2 separate regions of the Mus musculus genome follow, and region 1 is linked to region 2. Evidence: chromatin loops called from intact Hi-C (ENCODE). Cell type or tissue: heart. All regions are shown on one strand. Each heading gives the region's core, and the rest is flanking DNA. Links, peaks and the distances in the headings are about the cores only. Region 1 holds the start of Gm35521 (predicted gene, 35521). Region 2 holds the start of Tll1 (tolloid-like).

Region 1 (16,457 bases), core at 4,802-8,801, 210 kb before region 2:
CTGCAACGCAGAGGCCTCGTCTTCTTTAACTATTTTTGTTACATTCACATATAAACGAATAAATAAAGGCCTACAACCTTCTGAGTCCATTCAATGTTGCCTATATAAATACATTTTTAAGGCTGACCAGTTGATGTTGGATAACTGATTATCCAATCAAGGGACTCATCCTTGTGGAAAACTAATTCTCCTCTCAGCAGTTCTTAGCTGCTTGTCACTCTTCATCTCGGGATGGGGCTTTGTGAGATCTCCCCCATTTCTACTGCCTGTCAGCTGTTGAAATTGTTCAGGTCTTGTTTAGGGAGCCATGATGTTGAGATTTTCTTGGTGCAGTTTCTCTGACATAGCTAGAAGTCTCAATCTTGCAGCAGAGGTCCTAGTCTTTGGCTCTTACGATCTTCCTGCCCCCTCTTCTGTAATGTTTCTGAGTCTTCGGTGTAGGAGTTGTGCTGTAGATGTATCATTTGGGGCTGGAAATAGCTCTGTCATTTGATTTCTATATTTTGAGGAGTTGTATCTTTTTGTAATGGTCTCCTTCTCCAATAAAAGAAGCCCCATTGGAAAGGAAGGAACGCTACACTTGCATGGGGGTGTAAGGGTAAGTATGAAGGATGCAGTTAGGAGATTAACCTGGCGTCTTTAACAGCATCTTAGCAAAGTCTTTTCTTTCATATACTTTATGCACTTTAATCCTAATTGCCCACTCTATTTTTACTTTCTTCTTTCTTTCTTTCTTTCTCTCTTTCTTTCTTTCTTTCTTTCTTTCTTTCTTTCTTTCTCTCTCTCTCTCTCTCTCTCTCTCTCTCTCTCTCTCTCTTTCTTTCTTTTTTTTTTTTCCGAGACAGGGTTTCTCTGTATAGCCCTGGCTGTCCTGGAATTCACTTTGTAGACCAGGCTGGCCTTGAACCCAGAAATCTGCCTGCCTCTGCCTCCCAAGTGCTGGGATTATAGGCATGCGCCACCATGCCAGGCTCTCCATTTTTCTTTCTTCAGTGTATGGTCCAGTTTAGTCTGGTTGTCCATTACTAAGCTTTCTACAGGGGTCTTGGGATCAGTCAGGCTTGGTAGAAAATGTGAATAATAGAAAGGGCTTATCTAGTTTGCTGGCCTTTGTTCCAAGGATTTGAGAGGACTTGATTCGTAAACCACCAGGGACTCCTTAGTCGCCTTTCCTTTGTTTTTATTTACTAAGAGTGTTGTCAGCTAAATAGTTTCATTAGATGGAAAGTCAGTTGGCAGTCCAGATGCAAAGTACTCAGGAATATTGGTGCCTTGAACGGCAGGCCAATGTCATATGGCTGAACTCTTAGTGTCATTTTGAATGCATTTCAATGATGAATTTTCCACAGGCCTAGAATTGCCTTGTAGATAAAATTTATACTTAAAAATAAAAGTCACCTTTCATAGACTTAAAATCTGGCATTAGCAGGATAAACTTCTTATGTGAGGTATATTTTGGCGGGTTCTGTTAGCGTGGTAGTATAAACATATGGCTCAACCTTATTTTTTTTAAATTGCTTTTTAGAAATTAAGAGGTTAACCTCAGGGTCTCTATCATGGAGTGACAGTCACCGCTGTTCACTGGTAATTGGTGGTGTCCCCTTTCGTTGTAAAAAGAATGATTCTTCAATGACGTTTCTTCTAGTGATTTTTAGATTATAGTGGAGATTTATAATAGCAATTAAATACAAGATGCCGTATAGTTATTGGATTGATTTGTAGAGTTGATATTTAGAAATACATTTTTGTTATTTTTTTTGAGACTTTCATAATTTATACAATGTATTTTGATCCTGTTGAATCTTACTGGCATCTCTTCTGGGATGTTCCCTGAGCTCTGGAGGAAGGCAATGCAGACGTCCTATTTGTGACTGAGCCCTTCACTGACCTTTAGTTTCTGGTCTTTGATCGGAGGTAAAGCTGCAGTTTTTATATAGGAGAACTAGTATATTGCTTTGTTTGCTTTTTGTTTTTTTTTTTTTTTGTTTTCTTTTGATAGGAACTATGGAAGAGAGAAAGTATCACTTCTCCTTTTTTGTTTTGGTCCTCTCTCCCTCCCTCCCTCCCTCCCTCCCTCCCTCCCTCCCTCCCTCCCTCCCTCCCTCCTTCCCTCCCTCCCTCCTTTCCTTCCTTCCTTCTTCCCTCCTTCCCTCCCTCCCTCCTTTCCTTCCTTCCTTCTTCCCTCCTTCCCTCCCTCTCTTCCTGTCTTCTTTCTTTCTTTTGAGAATAATAATACATGTGTTTACCTACATTCCTAGCTAAGAAATTAAAAAACGAATTTTAGAAAAAAAAAAAAATCAAACACCAAACCGAACCCCACAGTTAGCCAGCTTTGTTCACTGAAGGGAAATAAAATCGCCATATCCTTAATCCACTTAGATTTGACCTTAGTACAAGGAGATAGGAATGGATCAATTCGCATTCTTCTACATGATAACTGCCAGTTGTGCCAACACCATTTGTTGAAAATGCTGTCTTTCTTCCACTGGATGGTTTTTGCTCCCTTGTCAAAGATCCAGTGACCATAGGTGTGTGGATTCATTTCTGGGTCTTCAATTCTATTCCATTGGTCTACTTGTCTGTCGCTATACCAGTACCATGCAGTTTTTATCACAATTGCTCTGTAGTAAAGCTTTAGGTCCGGCATGGTGATTCCACCAGAGGTTCTTTTATCCTTGAGAAGAGTTTTTGCTATCCTAGGTTTTTTGTTATTCCAGATGAATGTGCAGATTGCCCTTTCTAATTCGTTGAAGAATTGAGTTGGAATTTTGATGGGGATTGCAGTGAATCTGTAGATTGCTTTTGACAAGATAGCCATTACCCAAGATATAAGATACAATTTGCTAAACGCATGAAACTCAAGAAGAACGAAGACCAAAGTGTGGACACTTTGCCCCTTCTTAGCATTGGGAACAAAACACCCATGGAAGGAGTTACAGAGACAAAGTTTGGAGCTGAGACGAAAGGATTAACCATCTAGAGACTGCCATATCCGGGGATCCATCCCATAATCAGCTTCTAAATGCTGATACCATTGCATACACTAGCAAGATTTTGCTGAAAGGACCCAGATATGGCTGTCTCTTGTGAGACTATGCCGGGGCCTGGCAAACACAGAAGTGGATGCTCACAGTCAGCTATTGGATGGATCACAGGGCCCCCAATGGAGGAGCTAGAGAAAGTACCCAAGGAGCTGAAGAGATCTGCAATTCTATAGGTGGAACAACAATATGAAAACCAATACCCCCCCCCTCGTGTCTCTAGCTGCATATGAATCAGAAGATGGCCTAGTCGGCCATCAGTGGAAAGAGAGGCCCATTGGTCGTGCAAACTTTATATGACTCAGTACAGGGGAACACCAGGGCCAAGAAGTGGGAGTGGGTGGGGGAGCGTATGGGGGACTTTTGGGATAGCATTGGAAATGTAAATGAAATAAATACCCCCCCCCAAAAAAAAACCCCACCATATCCACAGCATACTCTCTGATCAGCTTTCCCTCAGTCTCACCACTAACACCTATTTTTATGTTTTTAGCAAATATCAGAAGGGGAGTTAAAGTTTCTAATTTTCTTTTAAAGTGGTAACGCCCTTTTGCAAAAAAGTGAATTTCTGTTGCTTGGTGGGGGGAAATCCATTTTGGCAGCATAACTGATTAACCTAAATGGTGAGATGATGGTCATCAGAATTCAAGCTATTTCTCATTTCAAGATAATGTGCTATCTGTAATATAGTCTACATTTCTTACCCCCTGACTTTGTTTATACAGTTACATTTCTTTTTCAGTTCCAGGAAATGGTTATATGGCCACAGAAAATAAAATAAAAAGAAGTAACATAAAATGAATATGAATAACATGAATGAAGAAAAAGGATTTAAGGAGAGAGAGAGAGATTAGAGAAAGGATTAAACTTTTGGAGGCAGGAAGATGGTAACAGGTCAATATTTCAGCTCTTCACTTCTAGAAGAAAGTCATGAATTTGAACTACACAGACCATAGAAAACTGAAGAGCAATCATTGCCAACACTGAATTGTCATGGTCCCTGCCGTATGTCTTTATCAAGAAGACTACATTTAGCCTAATCATCTGACAAGCGTTGAAGAAACTTTATCATTTATGTTTTACAAACTCCATGGTTGATGATGAGAAGAAATAGAAAAAGGCAAGTCAGAGTTTCCAGAGTCAGCAAATTTGAGGACAAGGAGATCACTCAGACCAGCCAAGCAGACAGTAAATGAATCCCTGTATTGTTCTATTTTTTTTTCTCCTTCTACAAATCATTTCCTCATTTTAAGTAAAGAAGGAAATAGAAGGCTGAGAACTTTGGCTGGAACTGGCTTTTTCAAAGCATTTCTCACAAATGTGAAGAGGAACCGGGGGTTGCAAGGTTCTGTAGGAAGAGCGATGTAGCCTCGGCCACACGGAGATGAAAGAGCCACATTTTCCTAAGTATTTCTTCTGTGATTGGAGTTTCAAAGGATTTAAAAGGGCAGCGGGGCGGATGCTTGCTTTGTGACAATGTAGTTCTGGCTGGGAAGCAGTGTGCTTAGAGAAATCAAGTAGAATGCTTCACAAGTAAGTTCTAACTCCTACAAGGATGTAACCGCAGTTGAAAAAATAAGAAAAGATGGTGGATCTATTAAGTTTCTTGGATAATTAATTTGGCATTCCCAGCTCTGTTAAACCAATTTAGTAATCTCTTAAACAGATCTGGTTTTAACTTTAGAATTAATATACCACCGGAACTGAAATGTTACAGATATTCCTTTCCTCAAATGATAGAGCAGCACACAAGTTATTACGTCTCAAACCCCTTTATCTCACTTAGGGCAGGGATTTGGGTAGGCACACAGCATTTCCCTGGCACTTTCTTTGTGTAGTTTTAGTAATTTTCTTTTCTGTGGCACTGAGGTTGGTCTCAGGGTTTAGTACAACACAGAAGTTTCATCATCAGATTATATCCCAGACTTTTTGTGTGTGTGTGTGCTTTTCCATGTATGCATGCATGCATGTATGTGTGTGTATATGTATGTATGTATGTAATGTATTATGTAGGTATATATGTATCATTTATTTATTTAGAATCAGGATGTCATTAAGTCTCCCAGCCTGGACTTGAAATCACTCTGCAGCTCACACTATAGAACTATAGCCTGTCTTTTCCTCGGACTCCCAGATAGCTGAGATTGTACACTTGGGGCACCAGGTTTGGTGTTTACTTTATTTCTTCACTATATCTCCCAGACAGGCTTTGAACTCACTACGTAGTGTGACTGACATTGAACTTGCAGTCTGGTCACCTGTTTCTCAAGTGCTAGGGTGTCAGGGATACATTACTATGCTCTACACAGAGTTCTAGTATAGAGTTCTGCTTCAACACCGTTCTGCCTTTTCCCTTCCCTTGTACAATGAAAGGAACAGGACACAGTTAAACATCACTGCTTGGGAAAGGAGAACTTAGATCCACATCTAGGTGCTCTGCTGACTCGCATGAGATTGCCTGAAGAGAACATCTTCCACTGTTCTGTGGTTTGCTTCGAGCCACATTTAGTGGTCTTTATATGACTGCTTTCTTTTAATCAGTAAAAACATTTCGAAGCAAAACCTTTTCTTAGAAACACATGATGTAAACTCACAGTCAATGAGCTAAGTTTTGTGTGTTTTGGTCTCAGGAGACTTACTGCTTGATTGTGTTAGCTGCAACCTGGCCATAGTTGTGAACCCACTACAAACACTATGATACATATTCCACACACACACCTGTTCATGGAAAACTACTTCTTCAGACAAGGAAATAAAGGTGCTTCCTGTACTCTTAAAATGGATATCATTAAATATGCATTTTAACTTATGTATTTGTTTTTGATCCTTTTAAATTCTGCATTTGTGAATGTGGAGTAATTTATATGAGATACAAAAATTAAGATAAATTGCATATACTTAATAATGTTCAATATTAAGCCTATTGAACTAAACTTCAGTGAAGCTGGAGTGAAAGTATAACATTTTGCTATGTGGTTAACTCGTTTCTCGTTTACATTTCAACAGCTGCACACAGTTCAACAATTGTCCAGGAAGGGTCAAAGCCAACAATAATGTTATTCCCAGATAGCAGAGGTTTTTCTTACTTAGGAAGTAATAGGGGAAAAGAAAAGAGAACGAGAAAAAGACCATAAAGATGCCACCCATCTTGGAGTAGCACAATGTATGAAAAACACAAGCTAAATTTGGAATTTGCCAAACTCAACTACTGTAAGAGCCCCCAGGTATTGGGTTTCCCAGCTACACTGAACTGCTGAACAGCAGCATTTTAACCTAAAACTATATTTTAGCTTTTACTTCACCACTCAAGTTCTGATGATTTTGATAGTTGATTTTGATATCTTAGGCCTTTCATGAAAATGACACATGTCTTTATTCTCTTATTCTTTACTTTAGGCCAAAGTCATTTGATAGTAGTTGTTGAGTGTCTGTACGTGTGGAGATCAGCAAGTCTTCCTGAAGCCCTTCCACGAATTCTGAAGTAAACCCTAGGGCTTGGCCCATAGGACTTGGCACTGTTAGGAGGTGTGGCCTTGTTGGGGGAATTGAGTCACTGTGGGGGTGGGCTTCAAGGTCCTATGCTTAAGTTCCCACCAGGGTGCAAGACACCCTTCTCCTGGCTGCCCGCAGAAGACAGTCTCCTTCTGCCTGCCTTTGGGTCAAGATGTAGAAGAGCCAAGAATTCTTGGCTCCTCCAGCACCAAGTCTGCCTGTATGATGTCATGCTTCCCACCATGATGATAATGGACTGAACCTCAGAAAGTATAAGACTGCCCCAATTAAATGTTTTCTTTTCTACGAGCTGCCTTGATCATGGTGTCTCTTCACAGCAATAGAACTGTAGCTAAGACATAGTTCCAGTTGTCATGTCTTTTGGTTGTCGTGACAAAATACTGTGACAAAAACAAATGAAAGATGAAGGTCTAAGAGTTAGACAAATTTCTCATCAGGGAAAGCAACCATAAAGAAATAGTAAAGATAGCAAACTTCTAGCTTCTTCCTTACTCTCCTGACCTGAGACAAAGGCCCAGCCAGCTTTTGCTTCTGCCAGTAAGAGTCCCTCTTCTGGCTAGCTGGTTCAGGCTGGTCAGATATGCTCAAGTCTGATTCTGAGAGTGTGCACACACACACACACACACACACACACACACACACACACACACACACACACACATTCACTTTAAACTGTATGTCTATAAACTCCAATCCAAAATTATGGAGATGGACAAATTCCAGCTTAACACCCCATCTCTTCCAGAGAAAGACTGGCTGTCCACTTGCTCTCTCTTCTCTGCATGGAGTCTTCCCTCCCCACCCCCATATCTCTCTGCGATGTTTCCTGTCTTTTAATTCCTTAATTGTCAGAGAAAATGAATATAAACAAGCCCCCTAGCCAGTGACAAACAGGAAGTGTTTATTTTGGCTGTAGTTCCAAACAGGATTCAATCTCTCTTGGGGAAAGCATAGCAACAGGTGCTGGAGGCCAGGTTGTGACTTTTCAATAAAAACCTCAAGGCCTGTTCTCAATGACGTACTTCCTCCATTAGGACTCCACTCCTAAAGGTTCCATTACTTCCCCCAACAGGATCAGCAGCTGGGAATCAAGTGTTCAAATGCATAAAATGAGGAAGATTTCCCACCCAAATTATAACATTTCCCAAAAGGACTCTTTCCCTAGGTGCCTCATGGGCATCATTACTTGAGTTGGTTAGTCATGATAATAGATCCTGTACTTAATCTTTCTAGGCTCAGAAGCCTGGCTTCTTAATCTCTGAAAGTTGCTTTGTCTCTTAGGGAGAGATACTGAAAACTGCATACTCTGATGTGTATGTGTGTGACTATGTATGCATGTAACTATATGTGTGTGTATGCTTGTGTGTATATAACTATATCTCTCAAAGTGACTGAATTTCCGACCTCTGCAGTACTGTGTGATAGCAAAAATGGTTATATTCTGTGTATTAGATGAGTGTTTCGTTTTTTCCAGGCAAGCTGTGTGCCAAGTATTTGCTTGTGAGCAATGGCACAGTTAGGCTTATGATCGGAATGTTTCAAGACACTAAGTAAAGAACATAAGTGTGGCTGATGTCCACTGATGCTGTAGCTACAGAAAAGATGTACCATTTCATCTTTACAGTGCTCCAACATTGGCCAGTTTTATCTCTGAAGTCTTCTATTTTCCCCTTTGTTTCTCTAAATAGATTATCACATGCCTTTGGGCGATGTTACATCATTTCTACTAAAAAACATGACAAGTTGAACTTAACATTTATCTTCTATGGAACAATACCATTTGTCGCATTTTCAACTTGTCATAGACATTGAAGTGTCTATAGGAACCAAAATACCGTGCACTGCAGGTTCCTGGCAGAGCGGCTGTGAGTTCACCGAGGATTTGAGTGATTAAAGGCCTTGTATCCTGCAGCGTCTTTAGAGAGAGAGCCTTTTGGTAGAATTGACAAACTGGGGCTTGTTTTTCTTGTGGGTTCCGAATGCTCTCCTATTTTCTATTGCTGTGGAGATGCCCTGTTTCCCTTTAAGCTGCACCTTTCTCCGTAGGTGGGCTGAGAGAAAAGGTAGCCATAGACTTTGAAGATGAAAGTTTAAAAAGTAGCTCCGGAAAAAATAGCTTCATGTGCTCACTCTACGGCTTCCCTTTGATTTCTTGCATGCCGACCGACCATACTCAGCGCACCATACTAATTACTTTATGTTGGCTGCCAGCTGCCAGCTGCCAGCAGCCTGGGCTTCCTCAAGTCTCAGCTTGTGGAAAGCGAATGACTCCATGATATTTAAATAAAAATGATTCGAGGTCCCAAGGGGTCACTAACAAAAGTGGTGGCAATTTCTTAGTCACTCTTTCCTTTAAATTTCCCTTTCCATTGATGTTTCTCTTTTTCTTAGGTTGTGTCGCTCCCAACTGTGGTCTACTTTCTTCTCTCTGTCAATGAAATAAAGCCATATTTTCATCTCCTCAAACGCTACCCACAGGATACACTAACAGCATTGTTACAAATGATTTGCAGATCACATAACAGATTTGGGAACTAGATTTAAGAACAGCTATCATCTCCTTAGTTGTTTAGTTGTACACAATAGTTGGTGTTACAAAAATATTACTTCATATGTGTGTGTGTGTGTGTCTGTGTACCATGTACATAGTGCATATGGTGGTACAGTGAACAAAGTGTTGACAGAAGGCAATGGACCTCTAGCTACAGGATAGCCTCCAGGTGGGCATTTGGAACAGAACGGGAGTCCTTCAAAAGAGCAGCGCTCTTAACTGATGAGCCATTCCTCAGCCCAGTATTCTAATATTTTTTGTCTTTTTAAAGAGTGGAAAAAGATTGGTAAACTGCATGCAGACAGGAAGAACACAGGAGTTATCTCCAAACCAATGCCCTCCAAATGAAGGAAGTATTGCGACTGTATTTTGGAGGAATCTATATTAATTTAAGAATGCATTTTATGGGTAGGTACATTTTTGAGCATACTTAATTTAAGGTGATATTTCAAGAAGGAGAGATGATGAATGTATATTTAGGCATTTACAAAAGGCAAAAGGTTAATGTGACAGGAACAGTTTGGGGCAAGCTAAGCTTACTTCCTAAAGTCAGAGCATGCAGCCATCTCTGGGCTTATCCAATTTTCTCCAGTATATAGGCAAGAGAGGAGGTAGTCTTCTTTTCTTTTCCTTTCCTTTCTTTTCTTTTCTTTTCTTTTCTTTTCTTTTCTTTTCTTTTCTTTTCTTTTCTTTTCGTTTCTTTTCTTTTCTATTTCTATTAGCTTATATTAAATACACAACATAGAGGTTTCACCATGACACTTTTGCATATTCACGTGAAATGACATTTAGAATGGACTTTCCCTGACAAATGCTTGCTTCACTTAGGGTTTGGTGAATTCTCCCCCCCCCTACACCCCCCCCCCCCAGAAGCACCTTGTGGGACTAGCCTTCACTAACTGTCTGCGCCCTGGAACATTCTAGGAAAGCTCAGCCACGAGCAGTCTTGATTTGTTCTTATAGTTCTGCCACTTTTTCCTTTTCCAGCCTTGGGTCACCTTGGCTGGGCCAGCTTGTCCCCAACTTCTTTCTGCTGTATTCCTCTATTTTCCCTATTCTAACCCCTCCTTATTGGCCTGTTGCTGGGAACTCAAATCTATTTTTATGTATTAAAATGAATTTATTTTATGAGGTCCCATTTGTCAATTCTTGATCTTACAGCACAAGCCACTGCTGTTCTGTTTAGGAATTTTCCCCCTGTGCCCATATCTTCAAGGCTTTCCCCCACTTTCTCCTCTACAAATTTCAGTGTCTCTGGTTTTATGTAGAGGTATTTGATCCACTTAGACTTGAGCTTTGTACAAGGAGATAAGAATGGATCAATTCGCATTCTTCTACATGATAACCACCAGTTGTGCCAGCTGGGGATCCATCCCATAATCAGTCACCAAACACAGACACTATTGCATATGCTAGCAAGATTTTGCTGAAGGGACCCTGATATAGCTGTCTCATATGAGGCTATGTCAGTGCCTGGCAAATACAGAAGTGGATGCTCACAGTCATCTATAGGATGGAACACAGGGCCCCTAATGGAGGAACTAGAGAAAGTACCCAAGGAGCTGAAAGGGGTCTGCAACCCTATAGGTGGAACAACAATATGAACTAATCAGTACCCCCAGAGCTCATGTCTCTAGCTGCATATGTAGCAGAAGATGGCCTAGTCGGCCATCATTGGGAAGAGAGGCTCCTTGGTATTGCAAACTTTATATGCCCCAGTACAGGGGAATGCCAGGGCCAAGAAGTGGGAATGGGTGGGTAGGGGAGCAGGGCAGGAGGAGGAAATAGGGAACTTGAGGGATAGCATTTGAAATGTAAATAAAGAAAATATCTAATAAAAAAAGGAAAGTAAGAAAAACAAAACAAACAAACAAAAAGAAATGAATTTATTTTTTTCATCCTCCTAATCACATGCTGAGGGTTGCAATTCACAAGAAAGACATTCTGAGCTGCTGGCAAGAGGGAACTTTTTCAGGATGATCCCGATATCAGTCTTTAATTTCTCTGTACCTCTTACAAGTGACAAATCACACTGTTAGCTAAGTGGGAAAGCCAGGACAAGGCTTCCGGTGTCTTAAGCCAGGACTGGAGATGTTTAAGCACAGCACCTGCTAGTGAATCCAGATGTCGCTTGGCAACATCTCAAGTAGACCTGTGCTTTTCATTGTCTTCTTTGTAGCTTTGTTTTACTTTTTTCCCCCTAAATCTGTATTCTGTAAAATTCTTACTTAGATGTATGTGTATGGACATGGGTGTGCAGGTTCTCACAGAGGTCAGGCAAGTGCGCTAGGTTCTCTCAAGCTGGAGTCTATGGTGGTTATGAGCTACCTGACTTGGGTGCTGAGAACTGAACTCCATTTCTCTGCAAAAGCAGTAAATGTTCTTAACCACTAAGCCATCTTCACTAAATTATATATATATATATATATATATATATATATATATATATATATATTATATGTATATAATATAGTGTGTGTATTTGCATTTCTTTTTCATGAGTTCTGTGTATTCATAGTATGTGTCTGTTCATACTATGTGTATTCACACTGTGAGTTTTAACATGTATATAAAACACATGCATGTGAGTGGGGAAGTCCCATAGAGACTCAAGGTTGATTTGTGAGGGATTCTCCTTCTCCTTCTCCTTCTCCTTCTCCTTCTCTTTCTCCTCTTTCCCCTTCCTCTTCCTCTTCTTCCCCTTCCCCTCCCCCTCCCCCTCCCCCTCCCCCTCCCCCTCCCCCTCCCCCTCCCCCTCCCCCTCCCCCTCCCCCTCCCCCTCCCCCTCCCCCTCCCCCTCCCCCTCCCCCTCCCCCTCCCCCTCCTTCTCCTTCTCCCTCTCCCTCTCCCCCTCCCTCTCCCTCTCCTTCTCCTTCTCCTTCTCCTTCTCCTTCTCCTTCTCCTTCTCCTTCTCCTTCTCCTTCTTCTTCTTCTTCTTCTTCTTCTTCTTCTTCTTCTTCTTCTTTTAAAATCATTCTCCTACCTTATCCTTTAAGACAGATCATTTACCCACCTTATCCTCTCAACCAAACCCACAGCTCTATGATTTGGCTAGTCTCACCTTGATAAGAGCACAGCTTGTTAAGAGCATCTACTATTTCTACCTGCACAGGCTAGAATGACATCCTGTCAACCCAACCTCCCATTAGCACTGGTTCTGGGAACTTGAACTGTGTCCCCTAAGTTTGTATGACAAGCACTTTAACCACTGAGCCATCTCCCAGGCTCTGGATCATCCTTGACAAAAGTAATTTAAAGCATGTTCATGTCTATATAAACCTGTTGATGTTTGTGATAATAAAACCAGCAAACTGCTAAGCATTGCTGCCCATATGCTCAAAAGCCCCCAAAGTGGCAATGATGTCATCCTGTGTTATTTTTGACCATATTTTCTGTCAAGAAAGAAAATAATTTGAATAACAAAAATGCCTTAAGTACATAATTACCACCATCATTAGCTATTCCTTAACTACCAGCTTCTCTCTTTTGCTCCTAAAGGATGTAAAAATTCTTTCTGGCTTTGGAGTTTCATGACAAAAGGTGAAAGGTGTGGTGCAGAGGTCAGGGCAGTTGCCTGAAATGAAGACCTGAGTTCCATTGCCTGAATCCACAAGATGGAAAGGACTTGACCCTCCACATCCACAGGGGTGCTATGGCATGCATCTCCCCACAACCCTGCAAAATAATACATGTAAAACATTTTTTTTGAAAAGAAAATCGATTTCTCTCCTGGTTTTCTTGGTGTGGTTGAATTGAAAATAATGACAAAAGTGAAATTGTGCTGTGATGTACAAAGAGCCTCACACGTACTTCCTGATGGACGCTTGGTGGGGGCTACGGTGTTCAGCCTAGGGCTGTGATGTTTTATTCTAAAAAAAAAATCAAACTAATTTGCAGTGGCTGTCACAGTTAGTCGTGATGCTTAGGGGAGATATAAACTGAGAACCTCAGGGATGTAAGGGACTAGGCTATCATGGTGCCACCGGAGACGCAGGCACCGTTAGATTAGTTAGGGGAAAGTACATTGAGGTGGATGAACTTGAGAACGTTATGAAAAGAAACAGCATGGTTCCTAGGAGAGGATCCAGGGGGAAATTAGGGTATTACTTTGGGCAAACCCACTTTCATATTTCTACGGTTTCCTTCCTCGGCCACTTTAATTTTTATGATTGCTGTAGGGAGCCACTTAGATAGCAAGGGAGTTGGAACGGAGAAAGTGATTTCCAACTTGCACAACCAAAGAGAGCTGTCTTTTGTCGTAGGGCTTCGGCTGCAGTCCACGGGGGATTGAGGAGCTTTGCAACTGAGTCAAATTATGAAACTTTTAGTACAATGTTTGCAAAGTACTTCTTACAGAAATTGGGTGTAGTTTTCCAAGAGAACATTTTCCCTGTAAGTTTCAATAATGCACATTTGTTCATTTGTGTGCCTTGGGCTAAATTATTACTAGTTTTTATTAAAAACTAATTTTCACAATCTTTTCAATTCCCCATCTGGATTATTATACGCTGAACATGCATTTTTGTGTAGGTAGGTAACCCAAGCACAATAATTGCATTGTCAAAAATTCATTGCCTTCTTCTCTGCAAAAGGTTTGCTGTTTCACCTGATGAGTTTTGCGTCGGGTATATTGTTGGGGCAGAAGGCAGAAAATGTTTTCTAATTCTGTCTATGCAGTGACAGAATGTTTCTATATGAGCACTCACCTAGTTTTACACCATCTAGACAATAAGCCTGATTTCTTGAAGGTATTCTAAAGTGAAAACAAAAATTCTTAAAATGAAAACTAAAAAGACCCTTTTTTGCATACACTTCTTATTTTTTCCTCCTGGAAAAAAATAAGTCACTGTCAACAAAAGTCTTTTTTTTGTTTGTTTGTTTTCTTTTTATATTTAAAAGTAAGTTATTAGTAAGATTAAGAAAATAAAAACTGGGACATCACCCATGACCAGATATAAAGTATTCTAAGGAGAGAAGTGAACGTTTACTACTCCAGAGGAGGAGTGAGGATTTGCCAGGGCTTTTGAGCTCTGGAATGCTAACTGTCCCCAGATGGGGCTGCAGCCTCTGGAGCGGCCAGCCGAGGAATCTGGCTTGCCTTCATGGGAATGACTCTGTTCTGTATTTTGTGATGCTTTATTCGATGAAATTAAATTAATTTGAGAGGGTTAGTCATGGTTAGTCGTGATGCTTAGGGGAAACATAAACTGTCAAAGGCAGCTATGCTGTAATTTTTATTATCACTCGGACAGTTTTCTAACCACATAAAAGTCCTTGGGCCTTAAAATTAAAGTGAAGATGGAATGGCATTTATGATTGAAGACATGACTTAGGTTGTGTAACTCGGGCAGCTGAGCGTCACTGACATTTCACAAAATTAAGGGTTACGAGGAGGAACTGGAGTATCCTGTCTAAACTTTACAACTGCAGAGGAGGAGCTCCTTAAGTTTGCATTCTACAGTCCTGTACAGTTGGGGAGAAAGGAGTATCAGTTAGTGTGAACCAAACATTGGGCTAGAGCTCATGACTCAGCAATTTAGCTGTAAGCTCTTGCCCTTGTTAATGTTTGTTCTATGCATTGATATCTGTTCACTCTCTATTTAAATATCTGTCTTCACTCTATATTAGTATAGATTTGAACAATATGTGTGTATTCATACACACATATACGTAATGCACTGATAAAGATATATTCACATATGTATGGGCATATGTGTGACTCATTCATTGGCACTTAACTAATTTAATACACGTAAAACCCATTTCAAACTAATGAGATGATAATCTTCCATACTCACTGAAATTATTTAGTAATAAAATAAAAATTATTTTTAATATATTTTTAGTAATTAAAAAAAAGCACAAGTAGTCTACTTCAGTCTAGTTCAGTGTGAGCACGTATCATTCATACACTGACTGAAGGGTGAGTAGGATCTTATGGCTTCCCCATCTCTCCCTGAGTTAATGATCTATAGCATTCTGACATGTGGATGTGTGAAAAAGTGATTGATACCTTCCTCATATTTAGGTATTATTGGCAGTGTCCTGACAAATACAGAGGCAGATGCTCGCAGCCAACCATTGGACTGAGTGTGCCCTGCCCCCCCTCCCCCCATGGAGGAGTTGGAGAAGGGACTGAAGGAGCTGAGAGTGTTTTGCAGCCCCATGGAGGGAGCAACAGTGTCAACCAGCCAGACCCCCTGGAGCTCCAGAGACTGGTCTATCAATCAAAGAGTACACATGGAGGGACCCATGGCTCAGGCTGCATATGTGGCAGAGGATGACCTTGGACATCAATGGGAGGAGAGGCCCTTGGGTCTGAGGGGATTTAGTGCTCCAGTGTAAGGGAATGCTAAGGAGGGAAGATGGGAGTGGGTGAGTGGGTGGGGGAGCACTCTCACAGAGACAGGAGTAGGGGGGATAGGATATGGAGTTTCCAAAGGGTAGACTTGAAAGGGAAAAATATCTGAAATGTTAATAAAGAAAATATCCAATAAAAAATAAAAAAAATAAAAAAAAATCTTATTTTGAAAGACTTGATAATAGGAGAATTAGCCTTTGCAGGTAACACAATCAGTTTTAATATGACTTCATCTTGAACTGTGTTAGAAGAAAGGCCTGACTTCTATTCATTCATAGAGTTTTGGTAGTATGTGACTGAATATTTCAACACCTCATTACAAGGCAGAGATTTAAAGAAAGTTTTATTTTAATTTTTTTGGGAACTGTGGGCAAAAATACAGAGGTCAGAGGCCTAATTGCAAGAGGTGTGTCCCTTCTACAATGTGGACTCTAGGGATGTAACTGTGGTCCCCAACATGGATGGAAATTGTGTTTACCCGTGGAGCTTTCTCAACAGCCCAGAGACTTTTTAAAAATACGACTTTGAAATGTCACCATGTTCCCAACATCCTTCATTTATAAAGATACTAAAATTTCATCTGAGATCTACATATGGATGTTTCTAAATCATAAACAATTAGGCTATGAAGTTCATAACAAAGTGCCTTGTAATGATGACTCACCAGGCACACCCTCTCCGAGAAACCCACCAGAGAAGCATCTTATGAGGAAGGGAGGATTTTTGTCCCCTGGGGGATGTCAGTTGTGGTCGATACTAATAGATTTCACTTTATGAGTAGGAAAGGGAGATGCTACAGTGCTGCACCACGTTACAGCTGCACACATGCCACACCATCATCTGCATCAGTTGATAGTATAACCGAGTAGTCCAGCACAGTGACAGAACCTGTAAGCCACTGGAAGTCTCAGAGTATAAGTACTGTGGCAAACACAGTGACTTCAGAATATGTTTTTGCTTTTCATGTTAAGGGTGTGTAAGACTTAACTGA
Region 2 (16,457 bases), core at 7,438-11,437:
GTTTTTGTAGTAAGCACAATGACATAGAACCCGAAGAACAAGTCATCTCAGTGTCCCACACAGTGAAGGCACAGTAGCTAGGGAGGGCAGAACCACAAATTTCTAGGGAATACTCAAAGACACTTAGCTTAAAGGTATTTGTTAAAACCAGTATCAAAACTAGGTATCAACAAAACAAAACAAAACAAAACAAAATAAAACACAACACACATTAAAATGGGGCACAGATGTAAACAAACTTCTCAACATAGGAAACTCAAATGTCAGCCAAGCATTTACAGAAACGTCCGATTTAGCAATCAGGGAAATACAAATCAAAACTACCTGGAGATTTCATCTCATACTGATCAGAAGGACTAAGTTCATAAAAGTGACAGCCCATGCTGACGAGATTGTGGAGTACAAGGAGCATCCATCCGTTCCTGTTGTCAGTGGATGTCAGTGAGGGCAAATCTGTATAGTGACTATGGACATCAATGTGCTGGCTTCTCGGGAAGAAGGGCACTAATCTACCTACCAGAGACACTTGCTCAAGTGTGTTCACTACTGCATTATTTGGTAAACATCCTAGACATCCCTCAACAGAAGAAGGGATTAAAAAAAAGGTAGCACTTTCACACAATAGAGTTGTATTCAGCTGTTTTAAAAAAAAATCATGAAATTCCCAGGAAAATAGATGGAACTAGGAAAAAAAAATGATCCTGAGTCAAGTATCCCAGATCCAAAATAGACAAATATTTTATGTATCCACTTATATGCAGATATTAGCTGTTAAGTCAATGAAAACTAAACTACAATCTATAGAACTACAGAGGTTAGGTATAAAGTAAGGGACTGAGGGGACAGGTAGATCTCCCTGGAAAGGGAAATAGAATAGATAGCTATGAGTGGATGAGGGTGTGGAAGAAGATCACATGTGGGAGGATGAAGGTAATAGGGGAAGAGACAACTAAAATTAAGGCCTGTAAAGTAACTTTTATCTGCCAGAAGTAATTGTCATCTTGGAGGCTTACTGCTGAATAAGCTCAGCCTTTCTTGTTCTTTCTGAACTCGGGCTGGCTGATTCAACTCGGCTGTTCTGCCTCAAACTCCTCTCCAAGCTGACTGATTCAATCTGGTATCTCTCAGCTTCCGACTGAATTGCTCTGCTTGGCCTCAAACTAATTCTGGCTATTTGTTCTAACCTTCTGATTCTTTCTTACTCTCTGGCTCCAAGTGCCTCTGCTGATCTGCTCTGAACTGCATGAACTCAGGAACAAATTCGACTCCTCTGCACTGCACTCACTGCTCTGACTCCCAACTGGCTGAACAGAGCTGACTTAACTGAACAGAACTGAAAACTCACTCTCTCTTCCTGCACTGCTCTTAAATAGTTTTTCTCCTGAGAACTGAGGTATCCTATCTCTGACTCATTTTGCCAGATCTTTTTTCCTGATTCAGTACTTTGTCTGCTCCTCAATTAGACTTCATTGTTTGAGATTAAAGATGTGTACTAAGGGCATGTCTGCATTCCAGCCAGATCACAAAGACCTAGGCTGTAATCATAGCAGCCATGTTGCTGGATTAAAATTTCTCTACAAGGGCCATTTGAGGGGCAGTATGGAAGCCAAATGCAATAGAGGTTTCCTAAAATATATACATATATAAAGATGATCTAAATAAAATATTCAAATAATGTGACAGACAGAGCTCCAATTGGTCATCTTGTCACCAAGTGAAGCTTCTTGTCCCAGCACTGGGTTATACCTAATTGAGTTGTTGACCAATGAGATCATATGGAAATCTGCAAATAAACCAGGCAGTTGTCAAGACTGTAGATTGTCCTCCAAGGACTGACAGCAAGGCCTCATAGTTGAAGAGACACAAGTTACTGAACATGGAGAAATTGAGCTGGTACCTACATAGAGCCTTCATCCGTACTTTTTATGGTCTTTTAAACAGGAAGGAACTCTGCACGATATCTCAGCCACAAACTCTTCGGTCTACAATGGTGTCTTGTCTGCAGTATATGCTAGTGTAGTAGTGGCACAAAGCTTATGAAATTAGCCAACCAATATCTTTTTTGTCTTAATTTCCACTCCACAAGATAGAACCCATACCCAACACTGCTTAACCTGAGATTAGATAGTCCAGGCACTTAGGATAAAACCAGATACTATTTGTTAATAACAAAACAAAACAACAAACAAACACACACACAAAAAAACAAAACAATACAAAATAAAACCTTTGAACTAAAATGAGTCCTAATGATATTCTGCTGTGTTCAAAGATCAGGTTTTTGCTCAGCCATCAACAGAGAAGATTCCTCCTGCCACAGATTTGAACAAATACAGAGATCCACTGTTAGACATTATTATACAAAGAGTTAGAGACCATTGAACTCTCAGCCCTAAATGTGATATCTCCATGGAATCCCTCCCACGGGGTCTCAGGGAACCCTCTGAAAGAGTGCAGAAAAAGTATATGTAAGAGCCAGAGGGGATGGAGCATACCAAGAAAACAAGGGCCTCTAAATCCGCATAATCACAGCTCCTATAAACTGGCAGGACTGTACACGGTCTGTATGGAGTCTGCAGCAGGTCCTCTGTGGACACATTATTGACTTCCAGGTTAGTATGTTTGTGGGTTTCCTGACTCTGCAGATTAGTGGGATTTCTCTTCACGTGCCTTCTCTTGGGTGCTTTTCCTTTTCCTCCTCCTCTTCCTCCTCCTCCTCTCCCTCCTCCTCTCCTTCCTCCTCTTCCTCTTTCTCCTCCTCCTCCTTCTTTTTCTTTATATTTACAATTTCAGTGTGTTAGTTTTTGTTTTATTATTATCCTCCAGAAGCCTGTTTGTTTTCTAAGAGACAGAAAGAGAATATATCAGAATGGGAAGGGATGTGGGGATGTGCTGGGAGGGATAAAGAGAGGTGGAACTATAATTAGGATCTTTTTTTGTGAGAAAGAAAATCTATTTTCAGTAAAAGAAAAAGGGAAAACAAACAAACATAGGAACAAACAAGTATCCAGAATACATTGCAACAAGACACTTTCTTTCTGCTCTGGAAAGTTGCAAGCCTTTTCCTTAATAAATGATAACTTTTATTCTGAAGCAAATATTGCCATACATTCCCTTCTTTCTTAGCTGACACTATGGTGATATGCGTCTGTTGTTATTAGCAGTACAGACAGATCTTGACTAGGTATAGGATCACTGTAATTAGTTTAGGTTGTGGGGCTGGGGATATGGTTCAATGGTAAAATACCCACCTGGCTTGCCTGAGGCTCTGGTTTTAATCTTTAGCACCATGAAGGAACTTCAAAAAAGAAGTACTAAAAAAATGTATTGCCAAGAATAAACTAAAACAGAGCTAAATGAACTGGGGGCATTCTGTAATGATGACATGTAGAATAATGTGACCTAAAAGTCACAGTGTTGGTGCTAGCGAGGTGGCTCAGTGTTATCTAAGAGTAATTATCTTGATGCTTCTTCAGAGTATGCTGGTTCCATTCCAGGCAGCCCTGGGGAATGCCTCCAGTTCCAGGGGATCTGACTCTCTCTTCTGGTTTTCACATGGCACACAGACATACATGAAGCACAACATTCCTACACACAAATTGAAAAAATAAGGTTTTGAAGTCATAGTTTTCAGGTTTTCTTTTTTTTTTCAGGTTTTCTTTTTTTTTTTTTTTTTTTTTTTTTTTTTTAGTATTATAATAGAAAATGTAGAGGTTGGATTTCGCAGAGGTTCAGAGTCCACAGGAAAGTATTTTACCAAAGTATATAAAATTTCATCCAGAAGAATAAGGCTAATAATGTAAATGCTAATAACAAATGCTAATAACATAAAGCATCCCTCTAAAGCTTGAAGCTACATAAAATTGCCAATATTGGCTGTCTTTGACCCCCAGCAATGACAGCTTCCTAGGATTGTATATTTATAGAATTCCCTAGCTACAATCTAAAGTGTTTAAAAACAAAACAAAACACAAACAAAAAACAAACAAAATGAAACTCAGCTGAGAGGGTGGGAAGGAAACCCGCATTTCACTCTACAATAAAGTTTGAAAAATGTGTTTATTTAGTTTTCCAGACATGTATTTTATAGGAACGACATGTTCCATTTTCTTATTTTAAATGATATTATTCTTTTGTGCATCACTTTTTCACAGGACACACGAAGGGAGCATATTCACATGTTACTTAATGTCATAGGAAAGCTCTTGACTAATTGGCTGGATTATAAAACAGACTTATCTGGTTTAGCAGTCTCTACACATACATTATAATTTAACTACTATGGTAGCAAAGAAAATATCATGATTTGCTATGAAGTTTGTCCTTTTTCTGGTGTCACAGTTTGCTCCTTTCATGAGGGGCTGAGTGTCATTGCAGGTACTGCCATGGTGGTCAAGGACAGCCACCAGCTGGATGCCAGGGCCGTGTCAGCAGGTTTTCCTGAAGAAATCAATTTCTCTTTTCCATCTTCCTGAAGAGATTGAATTCAGATACTGCACATGTCTACAGCCACGCTCAGATTCAACTTCTTAACCACAGTTCTATTTTTCCAAATTGATCTTTTTACATGTTCAGGACAAAAATCTGCCCTCAACTATAGAAAAAAAAAAAAAGACTTTTAAACCCAGATGATTTTATACAAATAGAGCTAAGTCTAAGATTTAAAATCTGAGAACCAGGGCTGGGATGGTTTTTCAGTGAGTAAAAGCATTTTTCCATGTACATGTGACAACCTGAGTTTAATCCCCAAACCCATATTAAGCTGGATGCTGATATACATCTCTTATTCAGCATTCCTAAAGCAGGGAAGGAGGCAGAGACAGGAGAATTTAGAAAACATGTGGGCCAGGGAAGGCAGGAATTGAGTAGTAGAGGGGACTGTCCACAAGGTGGGTAGCCAGACCTGGAAGGCAAGAATCAACTCCAGGAAGGTGTTCCCTTGCTTACCCACACACAACACACACACACACACACACACACACACACACACACACACAGACACACACACACACACACAGATACACACACACACAGACACACACACACACATACACACACACATACACACACACACATACACAGACACACACAGACACAGACATACACACACATACACACACAACACACACAGACACACACACACATACACACACACAGACATACGTACACATACACACACAACACACAACACACACACACACACACACACACACACACACACACAAAGTAAATAAGTAAAAACTTAAAAACTTGAAGCTCTTGGGGTTATGAGGCCCAGAATGTTGTGATGCATACAAATACTCATGGCAAGCATTTTAACCATAAATAAACATTTCTCTACCTTAAATCTGATGCTCTAGTATGGTAGTCACCAATTCTCTGGATATAAATATATTACACTTTTATTCTTTAATGTATTTCATTTTTTGAAAGAGGGTCACATGCATTGCAGGCTGGCTTTACACTACTTATGTCCTTGAGGATGGCCTTGAACTCTCTGTCCTCCACTAAAGTGTAAATTTGTTTTAGGTGGTCATGAGAAGCCATTCGGGGGATTGTACATGCTAAGCAAGCTCTCTATTAACTATGTCCCTAGTTCAAACTTATAAACATTTTCAACTGGGCAGTGACAGATCTGTAAGGAAGGTCTAGCAGACATCACTGTCTATTCATAATAAGGCAGCTGTCCCCATATGGTACCATTTTCTTTCCCAATAAATGATAAAACATGTCCATCCCTACCCAGGATGTGCGCTCTAGGTACAGATTCTTGAAAAATCATATAAGAAAATCATCTTAGATGCTGAGAGTCTTAGACGTTTCCTGGCATTTAGTGGGTCCAGGGTAAGAAATGCAGACACAGTCAGCAGTTCAAGAGCAGAGATCTTCTAAAGAAAAATTGCATTTCTCATTCTGAACTGGGCTATATGTAGGATGCACTTTTGCTTAGCCCTGCAGGAGCAACACCAGCATTAATTATACAAACAGCTTTTCTGTTTGGGTTGATCATGACTCAGCAAGAAATTTCGAAAGCAGTGTCTTTACCTCCTTAGCAAGCTTTTTTTTTTTTTTTTTCTGTTTTTTCTTTTATGTTTTATCTATTTAAACCCGCGGTCTGGGTCTGCTCTGTATGTCAGGATTAGATGTTTAAGATCTACAGGCAGAGGTCATCATTGTAGTGGTCATCAAGAAACTCCAACTTTGCCAAGCGAGAAACAATCACCTCCAGTCTACCTCCTACCCTTTTCCTTCAAGTAGAAAACAGTATGTTGTCCAGATTATCTGCTTGCTTTTCTGCAGCAAGTATAGAGTAGTCGCATCTCCAAGCCAAAGGTGGTTTTTTCCTATCCTAAGAGAGACAGATAGGCAAAGACAGACAGACAGACAGACAGACAGACAGACAGACAGACAGAGGATTCCGATATTCATGGCTCCCTGGCTCCTTACTTTTGCCTAAATGGCTACTTGGAATAGAGATGGGTTCCTCTAATAAAGATACAAAGGCACCAGAAGACAGTCCCTGCTAAAGTGACAGTAAAAGATATTGTTAGAAAAGGAAAGCTCTCAGCTCTCTGGGCTCCCGGAAGCTTGGGGGTGGGGGAAGTCGTCTCACCTATTTTGGAAACTACTTACAGATGTGGGGAAACCTCGGAATTGCTCACACCAGGGGCTTTTTTGCAGAGATTTCCTCTGATTTTTTTTTCCCTTCCCCAATTTCCCACAACCTGTGTTTGTCTTGAGTCTGCTAGGCTGAGGAGTGGTTTACCTCTCTGATCCAGCTGCCGGCTCTTACACCCTGTCCTAGGGAGGAAATCAAACAAGTGAAGCCGAAGGGTACTAGGAGGCGCTGGGCATGGGCGCCAGAACTGTCAGAAAATTTGCGAGGCGAGTATTCCAACTTCCCTTCCTGCGCCCACGTGAGCCCTAGCTCCAGCCCATCAGCGAGGGCTTAGCGTTTCCTGCTGGTGCGATCTGGAACTCGATTTTTTTTAAAAAAAATTAATTTCTCTAGTTCTTAGTAAAACTTTGTTGGTTAGGAGACTGCCTTTGCACAGATGCCTGTTTTCTTACCCAAACAGAGAAAGGTCAGATACTTTTCCTTCCACTCTTGAGGTAGGAAGGTTAAACAGCAGCAAGGGAAAGAAACACACATCGCCTATTTATCTGGGGGTGGGGTGGGGGCAAGATAGAGAGATTTGCAGCGAAGTTGTCACGATCCCTCGCGCCACCCCCGGTCTGGCGCTCTGCACTGACACGTACCTCATCTATTAATTGCTGTTCGTGGACGCAAATGCGGAATGCATTCGGTTTTTTATCTTTAGTAAAATAGAAATGGAAATGTCAGCGCGCTCGTGTCTGTTTGTTTGTATAAGGCTATCAAACGAAGTCAGAGAGGAGGCTGTGGCCCGGATCCTGACCCTGATTGTATGAATAAGTAAGCAGGATGCGAGTGATTGGGTTAGATGCTGCGAAGATTTTTTTTTTTTTCAAGTTAGGAAGAGGGTAAAAAGACAGCCTAGAGGGGGGGAAAGAGGCACTCCAAATCCTCACACCCCTTTGCTCTCCGGGCAGTCGGGAGCTTCCCTAGCTTCGGCAGGCTTTTAAGGTCTGGCGGCGTAGAAATGCCTATCCCCCACCCCCTTCCTCGGTCTCCCCTTTCAGTTCAGATGTGCTGATGTGCAGACCGGATTCATCTTCCCCGAGCAGCGGCGGTGGCAGCGGCGGGCGCAGGCGGCTGCAGCTCGCTCTCGGCCGCGGGGTCCTGACAGCGGCGGGGGCGCGGCGCGGGAGCCGGAGCTCCGGTGGCAGCTGAGCCCGCCGTGCGCCTCTCGCCGCGGCCGGTCGTGATCGCGGGAAGTTCGACCGCTGGAAGGACGACCTAGACCGAGCCGGGTTGGCTGCGGCTGCCCTGCGCCGAGCTCCTCACCTGCCTTCCGCCCACCCGCGGGCCCCCGGCCAAGTTCCCCAGCATCCGGGGGAGACAGGGAGACATTTGCCCTCTCTAGCGTCCTGAAGACATCCGCATGTCTCCGGACACCTGAACATTCAGGTCTTTCCGAGGAGCTTCCCAGTCGGGATAAGAACACTGTCCCTAGAGCCCCGCATATCCACGCGGCCCTCCGGGTCTGGTCCCCTCCTTTTCCTCTAGGGGAGGAGGATGGGTTTGCAAGCGCTCTCCCCGAGGATGCTCCTGTGGTTGGTGGTCTCGGGTATTGTTTTCTCCCGGGTGCTGTGGGTCTGCGCTGGCCTCGATTATGATTACACTTTTGATGGGAACGAAGAGGACAAAACGGAGCCTATAGATTACAAGGACCCGTGCAAAGCTGGTAAGTGCCTGTCTAAGTTGGGACTGTGGTGCGCTGCTGGGGACCAAGACGTTGGAATCTCCTTCAAGAGGCAATGAGAGCTCACCTGTTTCCTTCTCTCCTGCTCAGCCCCTCCATCGTTGCCCCTCCTCTCTCCCTCTCCTTTTTCCTCCCGGCTCTCCACCCTGCGCGGCGGCCCAAGTTCCCTGGAGTTCTGTGCTAGTAGGATCAGATGCCAAGCACTGGTCCCCCATCGCTTAAGGCAAACGTCCCGTCCTGTAGTTTCTGATCCCTCCCCCATCCCCTGTGAAATTAAACAAGTCATAAACACAGCTGGCTTCTGTGGGTTTTAAATGCCAGCACGCAGCGGGTTCAATGCACCAGGAAGGGACAAGACCTCCGCTGTTCCAGGACGAGGTTTCCCAGAGTTTGTTCATATCCGAGTAGGCAGAGTTTTCCAAAAGGTGGGTGGAGATGGCATCTCTGCCTCTGGACACTCCTTGTTTTACCAAGAGTTTAAGTGTGAGTTCCAGACCAGAAGGGTGTTGTGACAACCTTAAAAGAACTCAGTTGTAGATAAGATCCCAGTTATTTTTCTCCCATTTAAAACTAAATCTAATAATATTTATACCAAGTTGCTACCCCATTCAAATTTGTGTCTTCCTGGAAGTACTCTCCGGAGCTGCAGAGGCACTGACACTCCCTGAAGCCCGCGGGCTCACCCCGCCGGGCCGGGAACACCAGAGAGTAGCTCTCTGCTTCCACGAGCCGGCGCCACCACGCGTCCCTCCTCTGCACCGCCCAAAGCTTTTGCCCGCCTGTGGTAGGAGCCCCACTCACGGTTCTCGGGAACCACGTGAGGGCAGTGTCCTAGGGGACCCAACACTGGCTGAAGCATTAGGGAGGGTTTTGGGGATTCCCTGTCCTAAATTCGGTTGGACTGTGGCTGAGGCAATCTCAGTTCAGCCCGGACTCAACTAACTTTGGGAAGGTTGCTGTGACAGGCCCAAATAACAGTGTCCTTGAGAAACTGAAGGCAGGCACGATCTGGTCTGTTCCATCAAGAGGTGTGAATTCCAGACTAGGTGGCAGAGAAAGGGTGGGCCAAATAGCCAATAGGTCTAAGTGTATCCAGATTCCAAGACTGGTTAGATCTGTGGCTGCTTTTATTCCCCTTCCCTAGGTAAGGCAACCCTTCCTGGGCATGAAGGAGACCTGTGCTCAAGTGAAGGAAAAACCTGCACATTCCCTAGATAAGTTTTACCTTTGATGACATATTCCCTCTTGTTATCAAAACACAATTTCACCATGTTCCCAGGACTTCTTTAACTGATTGCATCTCTTCTGGCTATAGTGGTGACTAGAATGCAACTTTTGGTAGGTGGAGTATTTGTAGTAATGCTGCAACAAAGGATATGCGAATCTCCGGTTTGTCTTAAGGTATGCGCGAGGTCCCAGATTTATAATGTTGTAAAAGGAACTGTCCATTTTGATGTTCTTTCCTGTGAAAGATTCAATCAGCAAAGAAGAAGACCAAGGTGAGGTGTCCCTACTGTGAGTTCAAGCATATGCAAACCCTGGGTGTTTATTTTTCTTTGCAAATAAACACCCAAAGAAAAGAAAAGAAAAGACAACTTGAATAATATTGACTCTTTCTTTCCCCTTCAGTATAGCATTATTTTTGAATAAAAATAGAAAATAATAACTTAGAATTATTATTGTTTTTCTTACCTATCTTTGAGGAGTCGTATGTCTTTGAGCATGTGTCTATTTGTATCTGTTGAGAAGGGAAGAATGGCCAGTGTAGTAGGCTAAGATGTATGAAGATGCAGGGGTCTCTTTCCAAGTGTTCTCCCCCACCTTTACCATACTGAGATGAAAGGTTTTAATTTATCACTCTGGCTACAGAGTGATAAAATCTTATTATCTCTTTTATTAGTACTATGCAAGACAAATGAAAGTTAAAATAACATGAAAAATGTGAGCACACCAAAATCCCAAGCAAGAGTCAAAAGAAGGTTTCTGAAATAACATACATACACACACACACACACACACACACACACACACACACACACACACACACACACAGAGAGAGAGAGAGAGAGAGAGAGAGAGAGAGAGAGAGAGAGAGAGAGAGCACATTTGGGAAATACAGCCATACAAAAGTAGAAAAGCAAGACGTTTGGTATGTCTTTGTGCTGTAGTGGATTCCAGGGCCTGGTCCAGGACTGAGAAATAAGTCCTTTCTGAAGTTCACTAAGAAACATTCTGATATACCCTGCTTGTTTGTACACAGTGGCTTGATGGTATATGACAAACAGCTTTAATGATTTTGAAACTTAGCTGAGTCCATTGTTCTAGCTAGGTTCATGACATTCCAGTGTGCTGGAGCTTGTCAATCAATCTTCCCACTGCACAGACAGGAAAACAGAGCCCCAGTGACTTTATGAGGTTACCCCAGAACGCCATTCCTGCTGCATTTTAAATTTTTTTCTTTCTGACATTTTATTTGAAACATAAAGAAACAAACAACAAACACAAATCTAAGAAATCAGCCCAAGTCTTCTTGTAATCCTGACTGATTTGGAGGAAATTACTTTGATATCAGAAGTTAATTTCATTTACTTTAAATCTAAATCCTGGATGTCAGAGATTAAAAGTATTATTTACTGAGTCATACTGCCAGATCCACTCTTAAGAATCTAGTTCATACTCAACAAGAGGCTGTTCATAGTTTCATCTACAAAATTCTATTCCAAATAAGATAACAACAAAAACCCATGCTATCCAAGGAAAATTATTCTCAGCAATAATTTGTTAAAAATTGTTTCATCCTTAGTATATTTATGAAGTTGAGTGTAGTTATTTATCTGTAAGAGTTCTGACTTCAAGTCTGGAAAACTGTAAGAGAGAGAGAAATCCTGTAATCATTTAGTTGAGTTGATTGAGACATTTCTAGTATAAATGAAAATACGTGGTTTAGTATACCATGACTTCAAGTGTGTTCACAGATGAAATCTGCGGGGATGGAAGGGGTATTTCCTTCTGAGAATGAATTTGCACAGAGATGCAGACAGAATAACACTAAGGAATACCTGCCCGACCTCTTGACTGCTTTATAAGGGGAGGTCATCTGCTCAGCTGAGTGCACAGTCAGGTGCTCCTCTCTTGCTCTCTGGAGCATAAAGGGTCACCAGAGACATGGGGAGCTTGTCTTAAAGCAGGTGATGACCTGCCTCCTTTTAGAGTGCTGTGCCAGTAAGTGTTAACCTGAAGACTGGCATCTGTGAAGTGTCAGTTTACACACTTATGGGCTGGATTTGTGTCAGAAACAATATTTAAAAGCAGAGCCCCATGAAACAATTGGACTAACATGTCTTCCTCCCTCCTTCCTCCTCTCCCCACTTCCCTGCCTTTCTCTTTACCCTTCTGTGCTGCCTCTTTTCCTTCTTTCCCTCTTCCTTACTGTTCTTTTTTGATATGTAAGAAGGTATTAAGGATGTTCAGACCACTGAAAATATGGGGATTGACTAAACAGGGCTTTACATGGTGAGTAGACACTTGAAGACCGACTAATGAAATATAGTGTTTGTCAGTAAGTGTGTTATCCCCTCTATATTCACATGGAAGCAGTGTATGAAACAGTTCTTTTCATAATACAGAAGATGAGTAGACAGTTCTTTTTCTGTTTCTTAAAGGTCAGTGAGGTGAGAGGTTGAACTTGCCCTTTGAAAAGCATCTGTGGGCACGGTCATGAAAAAGTAAGCTTTTGGCATCCCAAGGGCTTCTTGTTGCTTTTCCTCATGACCAGGGCCCTGGTTTCCACGTCCCTGAGGTCTTAGGAAAAATTTCCCAGGTTTCTGATTTCTCATTTCTAGGTTAGTTGTTTTTGTTGTTCTTGGTGGTGTATTTTCTGGCTAGACTGGCATCCTCTTAGGTACAGCACTTCAGAGCTTGATGCCCAATTCCACGTCTACTTTATTCCATAACAATTTGAAATATCCAAACATTTACCTTGAAGTCAGCACCTCTCTGGGCTGCCAAACTCTGGTTTGAAAACTCACTTTCAGGCTTTGCTGCTTTAACCAGTCTCTTCTGTCTTAGTCTTCGTGACTCAGATCTTAAATATATATACATACATACGTTCATATATATTTCTCATTTTGCCTTTGGTGTAGCCAACTTAGGGCCAAAATAAGGGATTATGTTCTGTATACTTGAGTTCTAGTCTTATCTGCTGTGAACACTTATTTCTCCTTTCTCTGGAGGGCCAGTGGGTGTTTTGGTTCACAAGTAGAAGTTAGTGGCAATTGGAAAAGATAAATTACTTTCCCCATGAATTTCTTAGATCAAGTCATTTTTTCTAAAGCCTATTTCCTTCTCTCCTCTCCTCTCCTCTCCTCTCCTCTCCTCTCCTCTCCTCTCCTCTCCTCTCCTCTCCTCTTTTTCTTTTCTCTTCTCTTTCCTCCTCCCCTTCCTTTCACACTTTTGACTCCAAACAGTGTAACTGGCAAATTGAAAATTCACAGGGATAGTTTTGGGTGTGTGTTTCTAGTTTCCTCAAATATTCTGGATATTAACTATGTAATAGATGTAGTATGTGAAAATTTCTCCTATCTTGTAAGCTGTTCCTTTGCTCTGCTCTGCCTTACAGTCTGGAATATTACTAGTTTCACATTATCTTACTTGTCTACCTTTTCCTTCTTTGCTTGTGCTTTTATGTCCTTGACCAAAATATAATCCTTGCTTGGATCAATGGTATAAAATGGCTTCCTATTATTTCTTGTAGTTTTACAGTTTGGGGGTTTTATATTTGTCTTTAGCCCCATTCGAGTTGATTTTCCATTCATTCTTCACATAGACACGGTTTTTCTAGAACTGTTTATTTAAATGTGTTTTGACAGGTGTAAGGTTCAGGTCTGAAATCGCAGCACCTGCGAATTTGGGTAAGAGGATCACGAGTTCAATGCGGTCCTTGGTTACCGAGCATACACAGTGAGTTAGAGCCCAGCTTAGACTAAATGAAACCTTGTCTCTAATGTGTGTTTTGGGAGCTTCTGTAGAAAGTCATTTGGCTCGAAATGCATGGAACTATCTTTGGGTTCTCTTTGTTCTGATGAGCTGTATGTCTGTTTTTATGCCAGTATCATTCAGGAAGAACCCTAGAATAACCAACACTATCTTCAACAAAGAGAAGAAAGCTGGAAGAATCAAAATATGTCATTTCAAACTATACCACAAATAAATACTTCTTCCCAAAACATGTATATTACACCTGTTTGACAATCTAATGTGAACATAATTTCTTCTGTTGAAACTCAGTCTTCCTCCCTTATTGTACAGGTATGAACCCTACATTTGAGTGTCTCAGCAAACATGACTCATGTAAACATAAAATTCACAACTAACAGTATAAGAAGTCTCCTGTAGGCCCGTTGGCCCGCATGACACTGAGATGTAGATTTGTAAGCAGCCCTGTCGATTAACTGTTGTTTACTTTAGGACAATGTCTATGGTTTTAATAGTGCTTTAGTCTCTCTGTGAAAATGTTTTAACTGGGATCTTCTGTAAGCATTTGTAAGAAATGTTAGAGAACACAGTTGGATAGCCATTAAAATGAGGCAAGGTATATTCTGCTGAAACCTTCTGATGCTCAGGGATGTGGTGAGGGTTCTAGTAAGGATTCTGTTGCTACCCCCTCCACACTCTAGGAATTCCTTCTGCATGAGCTCAAAACAAGGTTTGGCCAGTACTCAGGGGACCAGAGAGACCCCAGGGAATATAAGATTTCATTTTCTGGGAGAGTTTTGAAATAATTTGCTATATATTTTTATTCCAAGATTGGGAGTGAATTGTGGAATTATCAAACTTTGAGGAGTGGAGAATCTTCTCCGCATCTTTAGACATAGCACAACTATTTAGCATTAAAGCTTAAGTGGTTTGTTTCCTTTAGTTTCCTATTGAATAATAACACTTTGAGAGGAAAATATTTTAAAAAATCTTTCTAGTCTCAAAGCAATGAATCGAATTTCAGAGAATAATGTGTTTCCCTAGAATGCCAGAGGGGACCTCTTGTTTACTTATTTAGTTCTTGCCATTTTAAGTCCTAAGACCTGATATTGACCATTGGATTTTGGGACACCTTGGCCTAATGCGTTGCTCATTTCAAGGGCTTCTTAGAAAATGTGTGCTTATTCTTTCCGGCCACTCTAAAGTGCTCAGCCATAGATTTGTACTAAGATGCATTGTAAATTAGGTGATAATTGAAATCCAAAAAGTGAAACTAGGAAGTGTGTGTTCTTTTCCGCCTTCTCTCTTGCAATTTACGTTTATAGTTTCAGTTAAATATTTGCTGTCAATCACATGTTAAACAATTCCTTGGCTGCTAGTAATGAGGTTACAGGTAGCTAGCTGCAAACAAAAATCTAATGGTGTGTGTCCATACCCTGGGTAAAGCATTCAGACTCAGAGTTTTCAAAAAAGATTCTAACAACAACGTTTAACACTGTAGTATTCCATCAATGAAAAGAGTCACCACAGGGCCTGAGATAAAATATGTATGTTTACTGTTAGGGTTTGATATCTGCTGTGTTACTAAGGTTCCTGTTGATGCCATTTGATTGGTGTGATGGGGGAGGCAGGGGTGGAGGACAGCAGGGTGTAACGGTTTGCTCATTCCTTGCATTTCTCATCCATGTTAAGCTGTCAGCATGTGGATTGTGCACCACAGAGTCACCTCCAGGGGTTACTGGCCTGCTTGCTCCTATCATAGTCCTTTGAACTCTTTCTCTGGCTTTGACTGAATGTGAAGTGTTTACTGGGATACTGTAGTATTTGCTGTACTGTGTAGTGTTTGCTGGTTCTTGTGCTTTGCTGGTAGTCTGTGTAGCATCGGGTCAGTTGATTGACTACTCTGGATCCACCAAACTCTGGTCCTCTTCCATGATCAGTTTGAGATGACAACTGCTTAGTGGTTGAGTGTGTGTGTGTGTGTGTGTGTGTGTGTGTGTGTTCTAATAAGTATTGTGCTTTAAGACAGGGGTATGTGGTCATATATACTTACATAAATGTAATGTATATGTTTATATACACTTTTTAAATAAGTAACAGACTTCATACAATGGTTGTCCCATAAATGATATTACCTAATAAGGTCACCTCAAGTCTCTACACAATGCCATACAACAGACATATTGCTTAAGGACATATTTATTGAGCTGCATCTTCTTGCTGGGTGGCATATGACTCTAGTGCGTAGATAGTAGAAACTTTAAGATGCCTCAAGGGAGAACAGGAAATAAATAGAAAATATCCAAGAGGGTAGAAGTCTACAGAGGTATGTAGGAATCATCTTTGTGATATGTATTATAACACAGTTCACATTGAAGATGGGATGGCATACACACATCTTAGGATGATCTCTGTGAGTTCAAGGCCATCTTGGTTTACCTTTTTGAATTTCACATCACCCAAGGCTATAGAGTTAGACTTAGTCTTAAAATAAGAAGAATCTAGAGTTCTCTGTCTGTGGAAGAAGTCCCTGTGGATTACATCAGTCACACAAACATAGTCTCTCATCGATATGTGAGGAAATTTAGACCTGGGAAAGGCTCACTAGTCGCTCATCCTGTCCTAGGGATAGGAAATGATGAGAAATGAGCCCAGGTTTCCACATGGTAGATGTCTTCCCTCCCTTTTGTGTGGCCCCATACTCTGGTAGTCTAGTTAATACAATGCAAACATGGTAAGACTTTCATTTGAAGAGGTGATGAGTCTTACACAGGCATCCATCTGTTGTGATTTGCTCTTGCAAGGTTACATCTTTTCATCAGTGCTTGTGAATTTTAAAGGCCTTCCCCTCGACTGTCAGAGTAAGACCAGTGTGTTTCACTTGTGTGAAGTAAAATGAAGGTCTTCTTTTGAGAGAGTATTCTCTATGTGTGAGGAGCTAGAAATGGGAAATGTCTACCATGTATGAAATAACTAAGAGTATATATGACTAGCTTTTGTAGAGTTGAATATTTGAGTGTTTGGGGGGGGGGGCAGGTTAGGAAAGGTACTGCTGGACTTTTCTTCCCTGTATTTAAATTGTCAAGGTACCTTAAATATGGAGCATTTGCCTGGCATGAAGTCCTGGGTTTACTCCTC

Evidence for each region. Peaks named below come from ENCODE experiments on the same cell type or tissue, not always from the same donor. Only the 100,000 strongest peaks of a DNase experiment are listed, where the experiment ranks them.
Region 1: it touches region 2 in a loop (2.1-fold over the local background); 1 of 42 quality-filtered maps calls a loop at or near these places.

The regions. Positions count from the first base shown.
Region 1 is chr8:64,404,999-64,421,455 of GRCm38, reverse strand. Gm35521 (predicted gene, 35521) reads left to right here and starts at 427. Exons shown (of 3, transcript NR_166077.1): 1 at 427-598; 2 at 3,784-4,574; 3 at 12,604-12,831. In heart, for the core only: no CTCF peak of the experiment used is centred there; no DNase peak of the experiment used is centred there.
Region 2 is chr8:64,197,085-64,213,541 of GRCm38, reverse strand. Tll1 (tolloid-like) reads left to right here and starts at 7,534. Exons shown (of 21, transcript NM_009390.3): 1 at 7,534-8,327. The coding sequence starts at 8,159. In heart, for the core only: a CTCF peak has its summit at 9,086; a DNase peak (open chromatin) is centred at 9,151; H3K4me3 peaks cover 2,051 bases; H3K27ac peaks cover 1,254 bases; H3K27me3 peaks cover 882 bases.